Linked DNA regions of Homo sapiens: region 2 is linked to region 1. A link is a loop called in an ENCODE intact Hi-C map of the cell type or tissue named here. Cell type or tissue: natural killer cell. All regions are shown on one strand. Each heading gives the region's core, and the rest is flanking DNA. Links, peaks and the distances in the headings are about the cores only.

Evidence for each region. A loop is a pair of places that touch in the nucleus more often than their neighbours do. Peaks named below come from ENCODE experiments on the same cell type or tissue, not always from the same donor. Only the 100,000 strongest peaks of a DNase experiment are listed, where the experiment ranks them.
Region 2: a loop joins it to region 1, with 7 times the contacts of the local background. A loop is called at or near these places in 77 of 110 quality-filtered maps.

The regions. Positions count from the first base shown.
Region 1 is chr11:34,991,942-35,002,663 of GRCh38, reverse strand. PDHX (pyruvate dehydrogenase complex component X) reads right to left here. Exons shown (of 11, transcript NM_003477.3): 10 at 10,285-10,349; 11 at 6,536-7,750. The coding sequence ends at 7,492. Among named protein-coding and RNA genes, the nearest start is that of MIR1343, 55 kb to the right of the region's middle. In natural killer cell, for the core only: CTCF peaks have their summits at 4,395 and 4,600; DNase peaks (open chromatin) are centred at 4,283 and 4,603; H3K27ac peaks cover 333 bases.
Region 2 is chr11:35,387,510-35,395,509 of GRCh38, reverse strand. All of the region lies in intron 1 of SLC1A2 (solute carrier family 1 member 2), which reads left to right. Among named protein-coding and RNA genes, the nearest start is that of SLC1A2-AS2, 28 kb to the left of the region's middle. In natural killer cell, for the core only: a CTCF peak has its summit at 3,090 (motif pointing right); a DNase peak (open chromatin) is centred at 3,099.

The sequences.
Region 1 (10,722 bases), core at 1,419-9,418:
TGTAATCCCAGCACTTTGGGAGGCCAAGGCAGGAGGATTGCTTGAGGTCAGGAGTTCGAGACCAGCCTGGGCAACATAGCAAGACCTCATCTCTACAAAAAATTTTAAAAACTTGCCAGGCGTGATGGTACGCACTTGTAGTCCCAGCTATCAGGAGGCTGAGGTGGGAGAATCTCCTAAGCCCAGGAGTTGGAGGCTGCAGTGGAGCTATGATCACGTCACTGCACTCCAGCCTAGGCAACAGAGAGAGACCCTGTCTCAAAAAAAAAAAAAAAAAAAGAAAAAAATTTAAAAAGCCTGGGCGCGGTGGCTCACGCCTGTAATCCCAGCACTTTGGGAGGCCAAGGTGGGCAGATCACGAGGTAAGGAGTTTGAGACCAGCCTGGTCAATATGGTGAAACCCTGTTTCTACTAAAAATAAAAATTGGCACATGCCTGTAGTACCAGCTACTCGGGAGGCTGAGGCAGAAGAATCGCTTAAGCTGGAAAACGGAGGTTGCAGTGAGCCGAGATCGTGCCACTGCACTCCAGCCTGGGCAACAGAGGGAGACTCCATCTCAAAAAAAAAAAAAAAAAAAAAAAACTTTATGAAGCTATTACTCTCAATATTTTCCAAAGTTGCAAGGACTCATTTGCGAAATGAGAAAACAAAAACAAACACACAAAAGCCCTGTACCCCACTGAATCTTGAGTTTCCATTTTGTCCAAGTCATAGTCTCCCGTATTCTCAGTTCATAGGAATAATGACTTCCAGCATTCTCCAGTAAAAATGGCTAAAATTGCACATTTTTAAAGGCGGGATTAGCGTTTGCTCTCAAAATAGGTACATCGACAAAAGTGTCCATTCTCATTCTTCTAAAGTTGTATCAAACATTGAAAGTATAAAGAGAATACCTGAAACTCATCATGACATTCTAACTAGTATTTAACAGGTTAAGGCAGAATACTTTCTTATTAATTTACCAATAATAGACAATTTGGTGTCAAAATGAAATGCCCACAAATAACATAAGGTATTTAGTAAGTAATAAAATCTACTTAACTGTGGGAGCTATGCAATTCATGAAGAGCTACATGGTACTAGCAGGTGAGTAAGTTGGCTTCCACACCTCAAACATTCATTTTGAACTAATAAAGAGCATATTAACTTGATTTTTAGCATTAAAAATACTGAATGTTAAAAATAATATTTGATTTTCACTCACTCCTATAGTTTTGCAAGTTAGCTCGAGAGTCCAAAGATGCTTATGATTCTCTGAAAATAAATTTAACAGATGATCCCCTTGAGAACAAAACAATGAGCGTCAAGATATGTAAAGATGCATTTGCACACACAGGACACCTTCAAAAAAAGCAGGGGCCAGGGAAGAGGTAGGAGAGTTGAAGAATTAAAATACATTTTGATTAGACAACGGTAAGTGTCTATTCCTCATCTTTCTTTAGGACGGATGACTTAACAAAGAATATTTTCTTTGCGAATAGTAGGGTGTAAATAAAACTTTCTCTGTACAACTAACATGCCATATGAGTAATTTTCCTTCCAACTAAAAGTTTCTAGGCTTTGTGGGAATTAGTTATTGTTGTGATATGTACACACAGGTATTGAGCCAAGGTCCTGGAAAAATGAACTGATGAATTTATGTATTTGGGTGTTAAATATTTGATTACTGAAATTAGGGAAACCAGACAAAAAGTGGGGTGGGTTATACTCAGTAATGCAAAAAGCTGGTTCAAATGTCACCTAGTCAATGAAGCCATCTTCTCAACTATGCACATGCTTTGATTATAGAATCTGCTGAATTATGTTTGGGCATGTAAATATCACTTACCTATAGTTTAAATTGATTGAGGGTAAAGGCTGTTAGCTATGCACAGCAGATATTCACAACTGTTGAATGCATAATATATTTCAACATTTTACTTTTGCTTTACATTTTAGTAAATGTCTCACCCAGCAAATCAGGTAATTTACTTAAAACAGTGACAGTATTTTCAAAATAATATCTCTAGCTTAGATAGATTTCTACCCACAAAACAGTTCTAATATAGACTGCTATACCTTACTAAGCTATCCTATCATCTGGTATTATTCCCAATTATAAGATTACATTTTATTTCCCAGCCTCAGGTTGGGCTTTGTGCTAGTTATTAATTTACTGTTTCTCAGCTTCAAAATGGTGGACATCCAGTGGTGCTTTGACCCTGCCTTTTGCCCAGAATAGCAGCCCCAGCTTGGCCTTATCAATACCTTTGCATGGTCTTCTCAACAGACACCACATACCCCAGGCCGCAGTGGTACCCTGACCCTCAGCGTGCCAGCTGAGGCTTACGTGTGCCCTGGATGGTTGCTTCCCCTTCACTGGACAACTATGAACAGACCCAACCTGGCGACCCAATGAACTTCTCCACCATAAACTACTGAACCCTAACTGATTAGACCATGACTGATACAGTAATCAATATAGAAGCCTGAGGCCTCAGAAATGAAAACTAAGGTAACCACTTTTGGTCTTAACTGGGACAAGAATCAACCTATTTATTGAAAGTAGCAGCTTCTAGGTCATTTTTTTTTTATACCTAGAGGCACTAAGCCCCATCAGCTTCTATTTTTCTACTTAGAGGTACAAGTGATGACACTTAACATTAGTTACTTCAGGTTAAGAGCTGTCCATAATGAAAAAACAACAACAAAAAATCCCTCAGTACTTTCTGCACACTAGAAAGGCACAAAGAGAGCCACTACAGAGAAAATATGAATTAATTTTAAAAGTGGTTAGGTCGTAAACACATTAGCTTTAATACAGAAGAACAGGAACTCAGGAACTTCAGTTACCATAGGTGGAAAATACTCTTTGCATACAGAACTTTCAGCCGCAGCAGCACAACTTAGAAGGTGTATATTGCAATGCAGTGAGCTTGAGCTTTGGTGCTGCACAGATCTTGGTTCAAATCCCAGTTGTCGTACTTTTGAGCTTTGGCCAATTTACATAATCTCTGAATTTGTATGTGTAATCTCTGAGATTCTATGCGGGAGGTAAATGTTACATCATCCATGATGATTGATAAGTAGCATACACTTCCTGCCTATAACTGAAGAAATTAAAAAAGATAAGCAACCAGTACAGTGATTAATTTTCCCCCTTGCTTCCTCATTTTATAGGTAAGAATACTGAGGCACAGAAATAAGGTTTTGCCAAGAGCGCAGTAACTTCTAAAGCTGAAACTAGCCTTAAAAGTCTTGATTTTAAGAGTATGCAAACTTGGGAAACAAAGTTACATACAATCACCAGTAGTTCCACTGGGAAGAATAACTTAAGTTATGGTATTAAGTACCATCTTATAAGTTCCTGATATACCATTCCCCATCAGACTGATGAGCTACTAAGTGCAATTTATGAGATTAAAAATTTAAATTTAACATCTTACATTTCCATAATACTTTATGCTTTATAAAGTGATATAATCAATGTTATTCCACTTGATCACAAGAGTCTTATATTTAAAAGGCTCATCTTTTAGTAATAGGAGTAACAGAATTTCATAAACTAAGAAATTTTAAAATATACATTTTAGGTATTAAAAAAAGCAAATCATGACTAATTAATGATTTTGCTAAAAGTTTCTCAACTTTTAATGAAAACCCATTTTCCTTAATGGTATGTATCATACAACAGAGGTTAAACTGAGAGATTCACAAAACATTCATTTTCCCAGGAAGAAAGCTGCTTGGACTTGTTGCAAAAAAAGCAAAGATACGGATAAAATGTGAAAATAGAATTTATATGATCAAAGAAACAAAAGACTGCTATTGAGAGGCTAATAATTTTTCAAAATACATCTGTAAACCTTACAGTTTCAATTAAATGGTGTTTCAATATTACAAGTCTAGACAAACCATATCCTCCCTCCAACCCTGTTTGCCCCCCATCTCCTGAAACCAATGGAGACACACACACATTTTTGTAATATAAAACTATGTAAAAGGATTTTATAGAAAGACTATTGCCTTTTCCATTCACAAAAAGTTTAAATGTCTACTGAAATACACTATTTGCTGTACATAACTTACTGGAATCTTATTCGTTTTCATATTGGTGAACGTGAGCCATGGAGGACTAGTGTTTTGGATGGGAAATTCTATCACTGTTCCTGCATTATCTGACTGAATACATCTACCCCATATATTCATAAGACACCTCATAGCATGGTAACATGCCAACTTTTACCCATTTCCTCCTTCTTTAAAGACACTGACCTAGTGCAGATCCTAATCAACTTATACTTTCATTATGGCAAAATCTTCCAGTTCTTTTCTGATGACTGCTATCCTCTCCCTGTTTTGACCTACTGACTTGCACATTATGGCCAGACTGATAAAAGTAAATCTGCACTGTTACTTCCTTCTTCAAAAATCAGTAAAAGTTTCCCACTAATAGCATCCCATTTAAATTAATGGTTAATTCTTACCGGCCATACACTTGATTCTTTCACTTCTTCACTTCACCTGAGACAAAGTCCATCATAATGCAGTATGTGCGGGACACGTTTTCCTTGAAAACTAAGATTTAAGTGCCAATTTAACTTTTCTCCCACACTTTCACTACAATATATTAACTTACAGCACCACCTATCTTTCAATAAAAGCTTAACCAAGAACTAGATTTACATTTAGCATAATGCCCTTAGGCTGGCTGATACAATTTAGTGTAAAATTAAGTCCAAAGTGCAAAATATTTTTTAAAAATCTAAAAATAAAAGTTTCATTCGACATTATATAAAATACCCATTAAGAGTATATATAAAGTTCTCAGTAATGTTTAAAACCAAGGACTCTGGCCAGTCGTATACCAATGACTTAAATTTAGCACAAAATAGTGAATGTAACTAAAAATTGCAATCAGCGAGCAGAGCCAGTTTGACTTATAAATTCTAATATTCATTGATATTTTCACATCCAAGTGTTAACTGGAATGTGTGTTGCCTTTTCCTTAGAAGTACTCCCAATATTTTGGTCATTTTTTCTGTTCAAACAAGAAACAAAAATGAAGAGGCAGAAATTTTTTTTATATCCTCTCAGTGTGATACCTATCTATTTTAAATAAATTAGTAGTATAATGTGGAAGGGGCCTGGTAGTGTAGCACACAGTTCAAACCAAGTATACCATACTCCTTTCTCAGTGTTATTCTTTGATCTCAAACTACAACAAAATTCTTTTTAGAAATGAAAACTTCCTTAATCTAAACCACCTCATCAGTATAGAAATACCAGAGACAATATTTTTGGTCAGAATGAACAAGCATTTGTACCAGAAGCTGAGAAGTCAAACCATGAGAGGCAGGTGATTATATGAAAAGCCTGGTTGTGAGGTCCATGAATTAAAACATCTTAAATTTATACAGCGATTTCCCTTGTACAGTTCAACTCTCTAAGGCAGGCTGAGTAAATATTAATGCCCATTTCACCTATAGGGAAACAGATGCACTACTGCTTATGTACGTCAGTTCATGAAAAGCAGAACTCTGAGTCAGGCTTATTTATGGCTGCCTCATCATGTTCTGTTCCTCAGATATAAAAATTAAAATGAACAAACAAACAACAACCACAACAAAAACAACGGCCTAGCACAGTAGCTCATGCCTGTGTAATCCCAGCACTTTGCGAGGCCAAGGTGGGTCGACTACTTGAGCCCAGGAGTTTGGGACCAGCCTGAGCAACATGGCAAGACCCTGTCTCTAAAAAAAAAAAATAGAAAAATTAGCCAGGCATGATGGTGCATGCCTTTAGTCCTTAGCTACTCGGGAGGCTGAGGGAGGAGGATCACTTGAGCCTAGGAGGTCGAGGTTGCAGTGATCTGTGATCCCAGCACTGCACTACAGCCTGGGCCACAGAGCAAGACCCCATCTCAAGAAAAAGTAGTAATAATAATAATAATTTCGATTAAAACTGACCTTGGAAATAATGTAACATAAAAATTATTTTGAAAATAGCCTTTGGTTATAATTTTCAGTGTAACTGTTAATATGACAAAAGTTTTGAAGACTATTTTTTTTAAATGGCTTGTTAAACTGAGTTGGATAGTTGGATTAAGCATTTTCTTAACAATTAATACACCAGGGTGCTAATTATTTTAGAAGGCTCTTCTGTTAGGGTTTATAATTCATCATGTCATACCATACAACTTGTACTATATTAGCCTTTCTTCTATTGATTCATGTCAGCTGACACTAACATAAACCTTTTTGTGACAAGTTAATTAAATTACCATTCATTACCATCCAACTTAAATATAGTTATCTTGACAGTTATAGCAGAGCTGCCAAAAGAGAGAAACAAACTCTTCTAAACTTTATAATAATTAGTGAAAATTTCATATTAGTGAAATAAAAAGGATAGTTCTCATCTGTTTGGCTTCATAAGTCTTCTATTCTCTTTCCAAAGTTTTACATTTCCTATCAGTTACTTTCCTAATGTCATACTAATTTTAAATTCCGTCTTTTCTCCTGTAGAGCCCTTTTAAAGGTGTTCTAGAAAAACTACTAATCAACTTCAAGGTTTATTGAACTTTTGTGTTTTAACATTTAAAATACAATAGAAATGTTTATATTTTCTCACATTTTACTGCACAATACAAAACTGATTTAAATGCATTAAGAAACAACATTTTGTTTTTAAATAAACACTAACAAAATGTTTGGCAAGAGATAACACAATTTATTTAAATATATTCCGACTCAAGATGAAGGCAAGCGGTTTACCTAGAAAGGTTTACATATTTTAGCTATAGTTTTTCATTGAACCATTTTTTTGAAATGTCATTCTTTTCATTCATGCTTCTTTTATCCTCTTGCTTTAGAAGTTCACAGTGTTATATAAGTGAAAAACAAGACAGATAGAAACCACCCTAAACATATGGCTTTATGTACATAAAAAATTCAATAATGTTGCCATAACCCCTAATACAGTGTGATCCTTATTTATTTATTATCCAGAATAAACTTCTGTACCTATTAAATTCTTCAAGTATATCTAGAGCAGTGCTTGTAAAAGTGAGGTCCCACTGCTAAGTTAATGGCCATCTCTTTGAAGATCACTTCTACCTTCAACATAATTATGGTACAGTTCTAATAGTTTTTTTAATTTTACATGTATCATACATTCTCAAATATTCCAAAATGCTCAAATGAGCCAAACATATACTTTGATTTACATCTAGTTTAATATTCCCTTTATACAGCACCAGAGGTTAAAAATGGATCTGAGTAACCAAATATTCTCTTTCCTTTATTAGTTAGAGTTTATCATCATTTATTTCTATAACATTAAACCCAAATTGAAGATGAAGACACCCTGGGTCAAATGCTTTCACCTTAAATAAATAAACATTTCATCCACTTCATACTTAAATACCAAGTTGTTTTCCTATAACATATGTTTCTTGGTAACAACTACTGAATCAACTAAGCTGAACACCAACTTCTTATCTTTGAGGACTAGGCAAGTCGGATAGGATTCTCTAGGTTTGCTTTAAAACTTTTAAGAAACCTGGTTGCCAGTTCGTCATCAACCACTCGACTGTCACTTGACATTGTGACTGTTATGAGCTGGCGCTGCTGCAGTTTGGCATTTCCCTCTTCATCCTCAGTGAGCTTCAGCACAGGTCGGAACCTCCCAACCGCCAAAATGCAGGCCTGAGGAGGGTTAATCACTGCAGTAAATTCGTCGATGCCAAACATCCCCAAGTTGGAAATACTAGGGGGAAAAGAAAAAGCTCTGAAGGAGGCATGTCCTTAATCAAAGTCCCCTTTCCGTGAAGCACATATTTTATATATTTTACTAGGCAGTGTAGTAAGGCAAGAAAAAAATATATGAGTAATGAAAAAAGGAAACATTTAGTATTTACAAATAAATTAATTGTGTACACAGGAAAAATGAGACTATAGATAACTAGTAAAATTAATAAGTAAATTTAGTTAAGTCATCAGATAAAAGGTCAATATAACAATCCATTTTATATCGAGTCATGTCCCACATAACGAAGGATCACATATACAACGGTGGTCTTATAAGATTATAATGGAGCTCAGGAATTTCTGCTGCCTAGTGGCATCATAGCTGTCATAACATCATATTGCAATTACTTTATTTTAAAAATAAATTTAGTGTAGCCTAAGTGTGCAGTGTTTATAAAGTCTACAGTAGTGTATAGTGATGTCCTAAGCATTCACTCATTCACTGATTCTTCCAGAGCAACTTCTAGTCTTGCAAGCTCCATTCACGGTAAGTGCCCTAAACAGGTGTACCATGTTTTACTTTTTACATTTTTACTGTACATTTTAAAAATGCTTAGATATGTTTAGATACCCAAATACTCATCATTGTGTCACAACTGCTTACGGTATTCAGTAGAGTAACATGCTGTATAGGTTTGCAGTCTAGGAGCAACTGGCTATATCATACAGCTAAGGTGTGTAGCAGCATGTACCATTTAGGTTTGTGTAAGTACACTCTATGATGTTTGCATGATTTGCGTAAGTACACTCTATGATGTTTGCATGATGAAACTGCCTAACAATGCATTTCTCATATCCCCATCATAAAGTGGCACATGACTCTACATACAAGTTGCTATAATTAGAAAATAAAAATTTAAAACAATACCATTTATAATAGTATCAAAAAACAAATACCAAAGAATAAATCTAATGAAACATATACAAGACCTCTACACAGAAAATTATAAAACATAACTGAAAGAAATCAAATAACTGAATACACAATGGTTTCTACCATATTCACAGGTTAGAATACTCAATACTGTAAGGATGTCAATTCTCAAATCATCAAAAGACTTAATGCAATCCCAATCAAGAAACCAGCAAGGGGTGTGTGTGTGAAAAATGGCAAATCAATTTTACAATTTATTTGGAAATACGAAAAGCCAGAAGACAATCTTGAGGGTGAACAAAATTGGAAGACTTCATTACCAGCTATCAAGAGTTATAGCTTGGTGGTAGTAAACAAAGGATAGACAAACAGGCCAGTGGAAAAAAAATAGCACAGAACTAGACCAACACATATATAATCACCTTTTCAATGCTATGAAAAAGGAGAAATCAATATTCAATACATGATGCTGTGTAAATTTAGTATCCATATGGGGAAAAAAGAGCACTTGAAACTTCACATTATATACAAAATCCAATTTCAGTTGAATTGTGATCTACATGTGAAAAGTAACGTAAATGCTTTTAGAAGATAACACAGAAGAGTAACTTCATGACTCTGAGATAGGCAAAAATTCCTAACAGAAAATGAACAGTACCAACTACAAAGAAAAATACTGATAAATAGGAATTCATTAAAACTCAGAACTTCCGTTCATTTAAAAAAATCACCGAGAGAGTCCCAAAGGCAAGTCACAGAGTGTGAAAGCTATTTGAAACAATATATATCCTATAAAGGTCTGTATATCCAGAAATAAGAACTATACATCATTTTTTTAAATGGACACCAGATTGCAGTGGGTACTTTATCTCATGAATTACCAGATACCCAAACGGCTGATGAGTGAAAAGTACTCAACATCACTAATTTGCATTTTCCTACAAAGAGTACCACTACACACCCCAAGAATTGTTAAAATTTAAAACCTAACATTATTAAATAGTGGCAAGAATGTGGAGCAATGGGAATTCTCAGGACCGTTGGTGGAGGTGTAAATTTGTATAACCATTTGGAAAATTGTTTGGTAGTAGCTGCTAAAGCTTCTAACTTAGGAATTCTACTTTTAGGTCTATACAACAAAAAATGTACATACATTCACTATAAGACACTAATAAGAATGTTCATAGCACCATAATTTGTAATAGCCCCGAACTGGAAGCAACGCAAATGCCCACCAACAGTAAAATGAATTCTGGTATATTTATACAATAGAATATTATATGCTGCAATAATAAATAAGTGGTTGTTTCACATAGCAATATAATATTACAGACATTAATATTGGGGGTGGGTCAGATACTAAAGAATACATAATATTTATCATTCCATGTTAGTCAATGTCCAACGAACGTTTAGTTCAACACTAATAGGTTCCTACTAGCTTTAATATGAAAGCCTGACTAGTCTGAAGAATTTTTTCAGATATTCTATTGTCTAAATAAAGTATTTTTAGCTTAAATTTTAAAAAATATTTCAGATAAATGAAAGGCTGACAGGGACTTTATAAGTCTTACATCTATCTGTTTGATGCTATGGATAATTAAGAGTTTAAATTTTACCTAAAAGATCCTCCTTGGTATTCTTCAGGCAACAATTTTCCATCTCTTGCTTTCTTTGATAGAGCCTGAGAAAAATACAAACAGAATAGGACAACCAACAAAATGTTATACAGTTGATCTTGTCACTTGAAATATTTGTACATCATATACTCTCATCTCTGATATGCCTTGATTTGATTTTGTTACCTATATAAAAATAATTTTCTCTAATTATAAGAACAAACAAGAGCACAGATAATTCAAGAAACTAAAGCTGTTAATCAAAACTCTAGAAAAATCACTTCCTTTAACAATTTTTCAAATGTGGGAATTACCCTGTGTACCATCAATTATTATGCAAAATGCTTTAGAGTTTCCTATATGCAAAATGAAATTTTCTATTTTGCCTATAAAACTTTATGGTAAGAAAAAAAATACAAGAATCCATTCTGGTCAATC
Region 2 (8,000 bases), core at 1-8,000, 390 kb before region 1:
CTCTCCTTCCGGGTGCTGGCTATGCTGGGGTCTTGGGGTCTCTTACCTTCCCTTGACTTTGTGCTGCTCCCTTGGACAGTCTTTAGTGGAGGGGTGATGTGGGAAGAGCTACACTTCCCTTTGCTCTCCTGTCCCTTAATTCCCCAGAGCTTCACACATACAATGACTTTATCAAAGATTAAAAAGAGAGGGAGAGAGAGAACCTTAAAAATAGCTATTCTCAGAAGTTAAGAGAAAAAAAAAAAACACTCCTAAACTTTTGACAGGAAGTCACCTGAGAGATTAGCTCTGTGTTGGTGCATGGCTTGAGGTCTGTCCTCCTCAGAGTAAGTGCTCCTCTTTCAGTCCTCCACGGGGCAAACTCCCACTCCTGTCCACAGTGGATCCCCACTGCCCTCCCTACTCAGGGAGAGCCCATTGTTGTTCATTGGGGGGTGTTCCTGAAGTCTGAGTTAATCACTATGGATAGCATGGCCAGGAGCACCAGTGGGGAAGACGCTCTCCTCGGGGGTCTCTGGGATCCTTTGAGCATTGACCCACGCTTAGCACACAGGGCATACAGATCTCCGAGGACACTTGCCTTCCAGACCTACCAAGGAGAGAAATGCTTTTCTAGAAGGCAACATACCTGCAGCTGTATTCTCTGTCTGCCACAGAAGAACAGTTGTCTTTATTGTGCCTTGACCTTTCCTCATCTTTCAGCTGCCATGTCGTGCCCAACGGCTTAACAGTACAACAGAAATGGGACTCAGCACCCAGTACTGTGCCTCTCCAAGCCTCCAGGCCATTTGGCACTGGCCACTCCCACTGACTAGGTCAGACCTACAGGTTTGCTTACCTGGGGTTCCATCCCATCCTTAACTGGTGGGATGGTGGCCTTGCAGCTGACTAGGAGAAACTGAAGGTGGTACAATGGAGTGAATTCTCTAGGAAACAGAAGGGGTCAGCCTACTTGGCCTGTTTTGGCTGGGTCATTTGGTCGTTTTTCTAAAGGCCAAAGTTCATGCTCTTTTGACCAAAGTTAGGGATTTTTTTTTCATCAGGGGAGTTAAATGAGCTATTTGCACTTCCATATTTTTGAAAAGCGGCCTTTCACTCCAGCAGGCTCAGGCTGCCAAATTGGTGTGTCCCCCCATCTGTGGACACCAACATCACAGCCACCCAGAGCAATGGGGCAGATCCCGGTGGTGACTGAGCAGCAGGTTGAGGCTTTGGAGACCCGTTTTGATGTGTCTTTGATCCCTCCACACGTGGCTGAAGGCACGTGGGAGACAGAGTGTGGACCTCAGGCCTTTGCTGCAACATCATGAGAAAACCAGGACTCCCCTGCTGCCTGTAGCTGGTGGGTGGGTAGGAGGAGTTTACTTAAAAAAAAAGTTAGACCCTAGGGTTGGGGCTGGGGTTTGTTCAAGGGCTGGGGCAAAAGGAGGTGATAGAAAGGAGGGAGCTTGAAAATTGCCAAGGGAGGAAGGAAGGGCTCAGTTGAACAGATCAGTCTTTTTCCTTTAGGAGGGGACTGGAGAATGCTCCATCATGGTTACAGAAGAGCTTCAAGGGCCGTGGGACCTTCTTTAGCCATTCTCACCAGCAGAAAGCCACAGGGAAGAAGAGGAAAAGGGTGAAAGAAGCCCAGAGTGATAAAAGGGAGTCTCTATTCTCTCCCATTCTTTAAAACCAGAGCATTTTGAGCAAACCACCATTAAGACACTTGCTTTATTGATTTTTATAAATTTTTATTTGGCTATTTTGGGGATGGGGGGAGACAAAAATCACTGAAGGAAATGTTCAAAGCTGGGAGGAAAAGTGGTTGGTGACTTTTTTCCCACATTTGTAAAACATCCTTTCACATTTTGTCTGAATGCCTATTGCCCGTTGCCAAATCCTAATTCAATTAAAGGTTTAGCAATGAACACCAGTTTAGAATTGTTTTGCCATCTCTGCTCAGGACAATAGGCAGTGGAAAGAAGTGAAGAGGGGGGTGTCAGATGCCACACACTGGGGGATATGGGTGCTATGGGTCACCTGCAGCCATCTAGCTTTAAAATGACCGGGGAAGAGCCTCCTGCATTCACTGTGGGGAGAAGTCAGGAGCTGGGCTGGCCTGTGTCTTCAAAGTGGCAGCTTTAGAAATCAGGAGAGTCTCCTGGGACCAGCTCAAGCTGCAATAAAATGCGGTGCCATTCATGCATTAAACAGATCCTTACAGAGAGGCTGCTGCTCTGCTAGGCGTTAAGGACAGCCCTCTGGAAGACAGATACAGCCACATCTGGCAGCTGCATGGAGGCCAGCAGCCCGAGACCCTGGGTGATGATGCATCTTGGGCTTCTGCCACCTGCTAGCACCACACTCTGACCCAAACCTTCACATGGGACACCTGGCACCAAGAAGGAGGATAGAGATGTTTGAATCTAGGACCAGATACTTACTGGATTAATGACTTGGCCTCTCAGAGCTTCAGGTTCCTCATAGACTCCCACCATAAAGTAGGTATGATAGCACCTATCTTGGACGGTTGTAACGATAGTCATCTGTCATTTGACCAGTGCTGGAACATATAGGTATATAGGTGCTTGGAAAAAGGTGGCTATTTTGAAATATTCTATGATTTAAGCCCTGGTGTGCTTAATACCCCCCTGAAACACCTAAAGTTGAGACTTCAAGATGTATAAAACCTTCCAAATAGATTCATGCCACATTTATCCACCCTCCCTCTCCAAGCATACACATGCACTGCTGAATCTTCCAGAAGGGGAGGTCCTAAGGGTGCCAAGCCTGAACAGATACTGGGAGGAGGACTCGGGGCATTCCCTCCAGACAGTTTTCCCAAGACCCTCCACTGCCATTGGGAAAAAGAGTGTGGGAACCCCGGGAGTCTTAATTTAGGCAGCCAAAGGGTGGGCCTTGGGAGCTCCAGCTCTCTCAGATTTCTGGTCTGGCAAGATGGAGTATGAATAAGAAACTCAGTAAGCATTTAACTGCTGATTGACTCTGGGAATTCCCAATAGTATTCGCAATAGAGAAGGCAGGTCCCCTTCCCCCAAATGTCAGAAGCCGGCTTCCTCCGCCTACTCCTGGTGACTTCCACCGCCCTGGACACATGGGGGCGCTGCAGCCCTACTTTTGCTGGATGCCCTCCCCGTCCGAGTCCTGAAAGACCCTGATTTTCCTCTGTATCTGGGTGAGTTCACATTCTCTGTGTCTTCCTATGTAGAAATCAGCGAAAGCTCAGCAATGTACTTAGAAAATAAAACCAAAAATGTGCACCTTAAACCAGGAAACAAAAACTTACGCAAGCAATGCATTTTTTTAATTGTACAAACACTTAAAAGTATGTGTAAGCAAAAAGAATTCCAAATACCCTGTGAGAATAATATTCAAAACACACACACACACGTGCACAAACACATGGAATGGGACGATAAGGGTGATTTTTATTTATTTATCAAGATAAGGTATCATTCTGCAAACTATTTTGTTATTAGCTTTTTCACTTAAAAATAGCCCTGCTTGCAAGCAGGCTCTGTGGTGCAATGGATAGCGCATTGGACTTCTAGCCTAAATCAAGAGATTCAAAAATAGCCCTGCTAAATATTTGCAATCTTTCCTACGCTCCTTTTTCCCCCAAAGTGACTTTGGATATCCAGAGTTACCAAATCTAGTATTTGAAGTCCTTAGGTTTGAGGGTTGAAAGTGAAAGGCAAGCTGTTTTAATGAAAATTCCTAACTGAAGAGAGCGGAGACTTAAGATGCTTAAATTTTGGTCACACCTGAGCGGTATTTGTTTGCATGGCAGTTAGAAGGCAGGTAATTTGTCCTAAAACTAAAACAGCAGTTAACAACCTTTAAATTCCCTGAGGAGATCCCTTCTTCCCCAACCAAACCTGTTCCCATTTCCTTCTAGACTGGTTGACGGTCAGGTGGGCTGATTGGTTCTCCCTGCTACAGTGGTAGAATTCAGCGCTGTACCTAGGTAAGAAGGGTTTTGGAGGGTGTATGGGAAGGTACACACAGGGTAGAGATGATAGCACAGGCTTTGTGGTCAGACTGGCAATGGTTCAAATCCCAGCTCTGTGACTTCTTGCCCAGGTGGGTGGCCTCAGGCAAATTACTTAATCGCCCAGAGCCTCATTGGTAAAACAGGGTCATAAAACTCTCACAGAATTGTGACTGGCAGATTATAAGCACCCAATGCTCTTTTAGGGGTTCACAAAGTTTTTCTGCAAAGAGCCAGATAGTGCATATTGTAGGCTTTGTGAGCCATACAGTCTGTATCATAATGAGTCAACTCTGCCATTGCATCACAAAAGCAGCCACGGACAGTATGTAAATAAGCGAGCAAGGCTGTGTTCCAATAAAAGTTTATTTACAAAAATAGATGGCAAGCTGGATTTGACCTGTGGACCATGGTTGACTGACCCTGCTCGTGATCATCCCCATCCAACAGAAATATAGCAGAGGCCACAGATAGAATACTAGATTTTCTTGTAGCCACACTATAAAAGGAAAGAGAAACAGGTGAAATTAGTTTTAAGAATAGATTTTATGCCCGGGCGTGGTGGCTCACACCTGTAAGCTCAGCACCATCGGAGGCCGAGGCGGGCAGATCACTTGAGGTCAGGAGTTCCAGACCAGCCTGGCCAACATGGAGAAACCCTTTCTCTACTAAAAATACAAAAATTAGCTGGGTGTGGGGGCTGATGCCTGTACTCCCAGCTACTTTGGAGACTGAGGCAGGAGAATCGCTTGAACCAGGGAGGCGGAAGTTGCAGTGAGCCAAGATTGTGCCATTGCACTCCAGCCTGGGTGATAAGAGTGAAACTCCATCTCAAGAAAAAAAAAAAAAAAAAGAATAGATTTTACTTACCTCAATATATCCAAGTTATGATTGCTTCAACATGTAACTAATATGAAAAATTCCTTAATGAGATGGTACATTTTATTTTTTGGTAATATTTTCAAACTCTGCTGGTATTTTAAACTTATGACACATCTCATTTTGCACTGGTCACATTTCGAGTGGTCAGTAAAACGTAACCTCAATATTGCTTCTCAAACTGCAGGCCAAAACCAATTTAGTGGGTCAAGAAAGCAACTTACTTAAAAAAAATCAAATTTTAAAAATGAAATGGAGGAGAATAGAAACTATCAGGGTACACTACATGTAGGAAGGACATGGGTCGTTTCTTGTACTTTGGTGTGTGAATGCCTGTGTGTGCACGTGCCTGTGTGTGGGTGTGCGCTGAGACATCATGAGAAAAAGAAGACATCTATTTCTTACTGTAGATTGCACACAGACATGTTTGAAACTCATTACTGTACGTGCTAAAGTCAAGTGGGTTTTTTGTTTGTGTTTTTGTCTTTTAGAGCAGGCTAACTGGGGTGTTTAGCTAGTGCTTCACACAGGCTGTGCTGTTGACCGAATAAACATCCAAAACCAGCTAAACCAGTTGCTAAATGTCATAGTGACCATTTAAAAATACAAATCAAAGTTTCAAACTTTAAACTTTATTATCTCTATTCTTAGCTTTAAAGCATGCTCATTTTACAGATAGCAAACAGAAATCCGGAAAAGTGAAATACTTAAGACCCCAAAACCTTGGCTGGGCCCAGTGTCTCATGCTTGTAATCCAACACTCTGGGAGGCTGAGGTGGGAGGATCACTTGAACCCAGGAGTTTGAGACCAGCCTGGGCAATATAGCAAGACCTGGTGTCTACAAGAAAATTTAAGAACAAAAAAGAGGCTGGGCATGGTAGCTCATGCCTGTAATCTCAGCACTTTGGGAGGCTGAGATGGGTGGATCACCTGAGTTCAGGAGTTCAAGACCAGCCTGGACAACATGGTGAACTCTGTCTCTACTAAAAATACAAAAATTAGCCAGACATAGTGGCTCGTGCCTGTAATCCCAGCTACTCCGGAGGCTGAGGCAGGAGAATCGCTTGAACCCGGGAGGCAGAGGTTGCAGTGAGCCACGATCATGCCATTGCACTCCAGCCAGGGTGACAAGAGTGAAGCTCTGTCTCACCAAAAGAAAAATAATAATAAGAAGAAGAAGAAGGAGAAGGAGAAGAAGAAGAAAATACTAATAGTTAAAAACAAAACAAAAAAAAGACCAAAAACCTGAGAAGTAGTTTTGGAACGAGAATGAGGAACTCTGTGAACTCAGCCTTGAGCTCCTTCCTCACCTGCTGGGCTCTCTACCTGGGCATGTGAATGGGAAACTGGGCCAATTCACCCAGTGATTTAAGCATTGAGTCATTTTTTTGCTTGGAATATTTGAATATATGAAATAAAAGTTAAAGAGGTATTGCTTTAAAGCACTTCATTCTCTTATTGATTCTTTTATTGACTCTTCCACAAATATTTTTTTTCCCTCAGTTTTTGGTCATCTACATATTTAGGTTTTTAAAAAATTAAATTAGTTTTGTACTCAGGGGTACATGTGCATGTTTGTTACGTGGGTATATTGCATACTGGTGGGGACTGGACTTCTAGTGTACCCGTTACCCAAATAGTGAACATCGCATCAAATAGGTAATTATTCAACCCTCACTCCCAGCCCCTTTTGGAGTCCCCGGTGTTTATTATTTCATCTCTATGTCCACGTGTACCCAGTGATTAGCTACCACTTATAAGTGACAACATGTGATATTTGGTTTTGTGCTTCTGAATTAGTTCATTTAGGGTAATTCCACCTGCTCATGCTTTCTGAGCATCCGAAGGTGTATCCTGCTGGGAAACAAATGTGAAGGAGGCATAGGCTCTACATGCTCACAATCTGGGGTAGGGTGTTATCTTTCAATAAAAACATGTCTGAGTGGGGCATGGTGGCTCATGCCTGTAATCCCAGCACTTTGGGAGGCCGAGGCGGGAGGATCACTTGAGTCCAAGAGTTTAAGACCAGCCTGGGCAACATAGGGAGACTTTGTCTCTATAAAAAATACAAAAATTTAAACAGGCATGGAGGCACACACCTGTAGTCCCAGCTACTTGGAGATTGGGGCAGGAGGATGGCTTGAGCCTGGGAGGTCAAGGTTGCAGTGAGCTGTGATCACACCACTGTACTCCAGTCTGGGCAACAGAGTGAGACCCTGTGTCAAAACAAAACAAAACAAAAACAAACATGTCTGAGATTATTTCGAATGCTATAAAAAAGAGTTTGTTTCATCTGGTATGTAGTGCCGTAAAAGATGAAAATGTGAAACTGATGAAACTCACTTTTCCTCCCTGCTCTTTAGCAATGGGATGAAAGACATTTTAAATAAATCTATGACTCATCGGGTCTTTCTCTTTTCAGTAAAAATTATTTAAGGCCTATTTTCTGGAAATAAATTCTGGGTAAACCCTACTCCCCTAATGGGATCCCATTTCTTCCTTTCCCCGAGGGTTGATACGTAGAATGAACACAGTCTTTGGATTCAGGCAGACTTGGGTATAAATTCTGCCTCTACCACTTCAAGACTATGAGGCTTAGGCCATGTTCTCTAAGACTCAGCTTCCCCATCCATAAAATGAGTATGATAACGCTGACCTCATAAGGTTGTAGTAACGATTAGTTGCAAGAATATATGTTAATTAAGAAAAAAGTTCAAGTGTGAAAAATGCTTTTATATATGAATTTTTGGTATGAATAAGTTTTCATCACATAGCTAATTGAGTCTAGAAATGATTTTGTTTGTTTTTGTTTTTTTTTGTCACTTCCTCCTCCTTCCAGAAAGGTGCAGTGGGAAGCTGAGAAAGGCATTTTGGTTCCCTTATTTTAAGGTCCTGATGCTTAATGGCTTACCGACTGCATTTTTAAGATATTGTTTCCCTACCCATTCATATCTCTGTCTTATACATGTATGGTTTCTGTCAGTAATTCAACATTCACAAAAAAATGGCCCAGACATTATTTTAAAAAAGAACAAAAAACAAATAGGCCTTGCAGTTGTTACCATGGCAACCAAATACTTTCCTGTCATTTATTCAGAAGTGAATTATTAATGAGCTTTGTCTGGG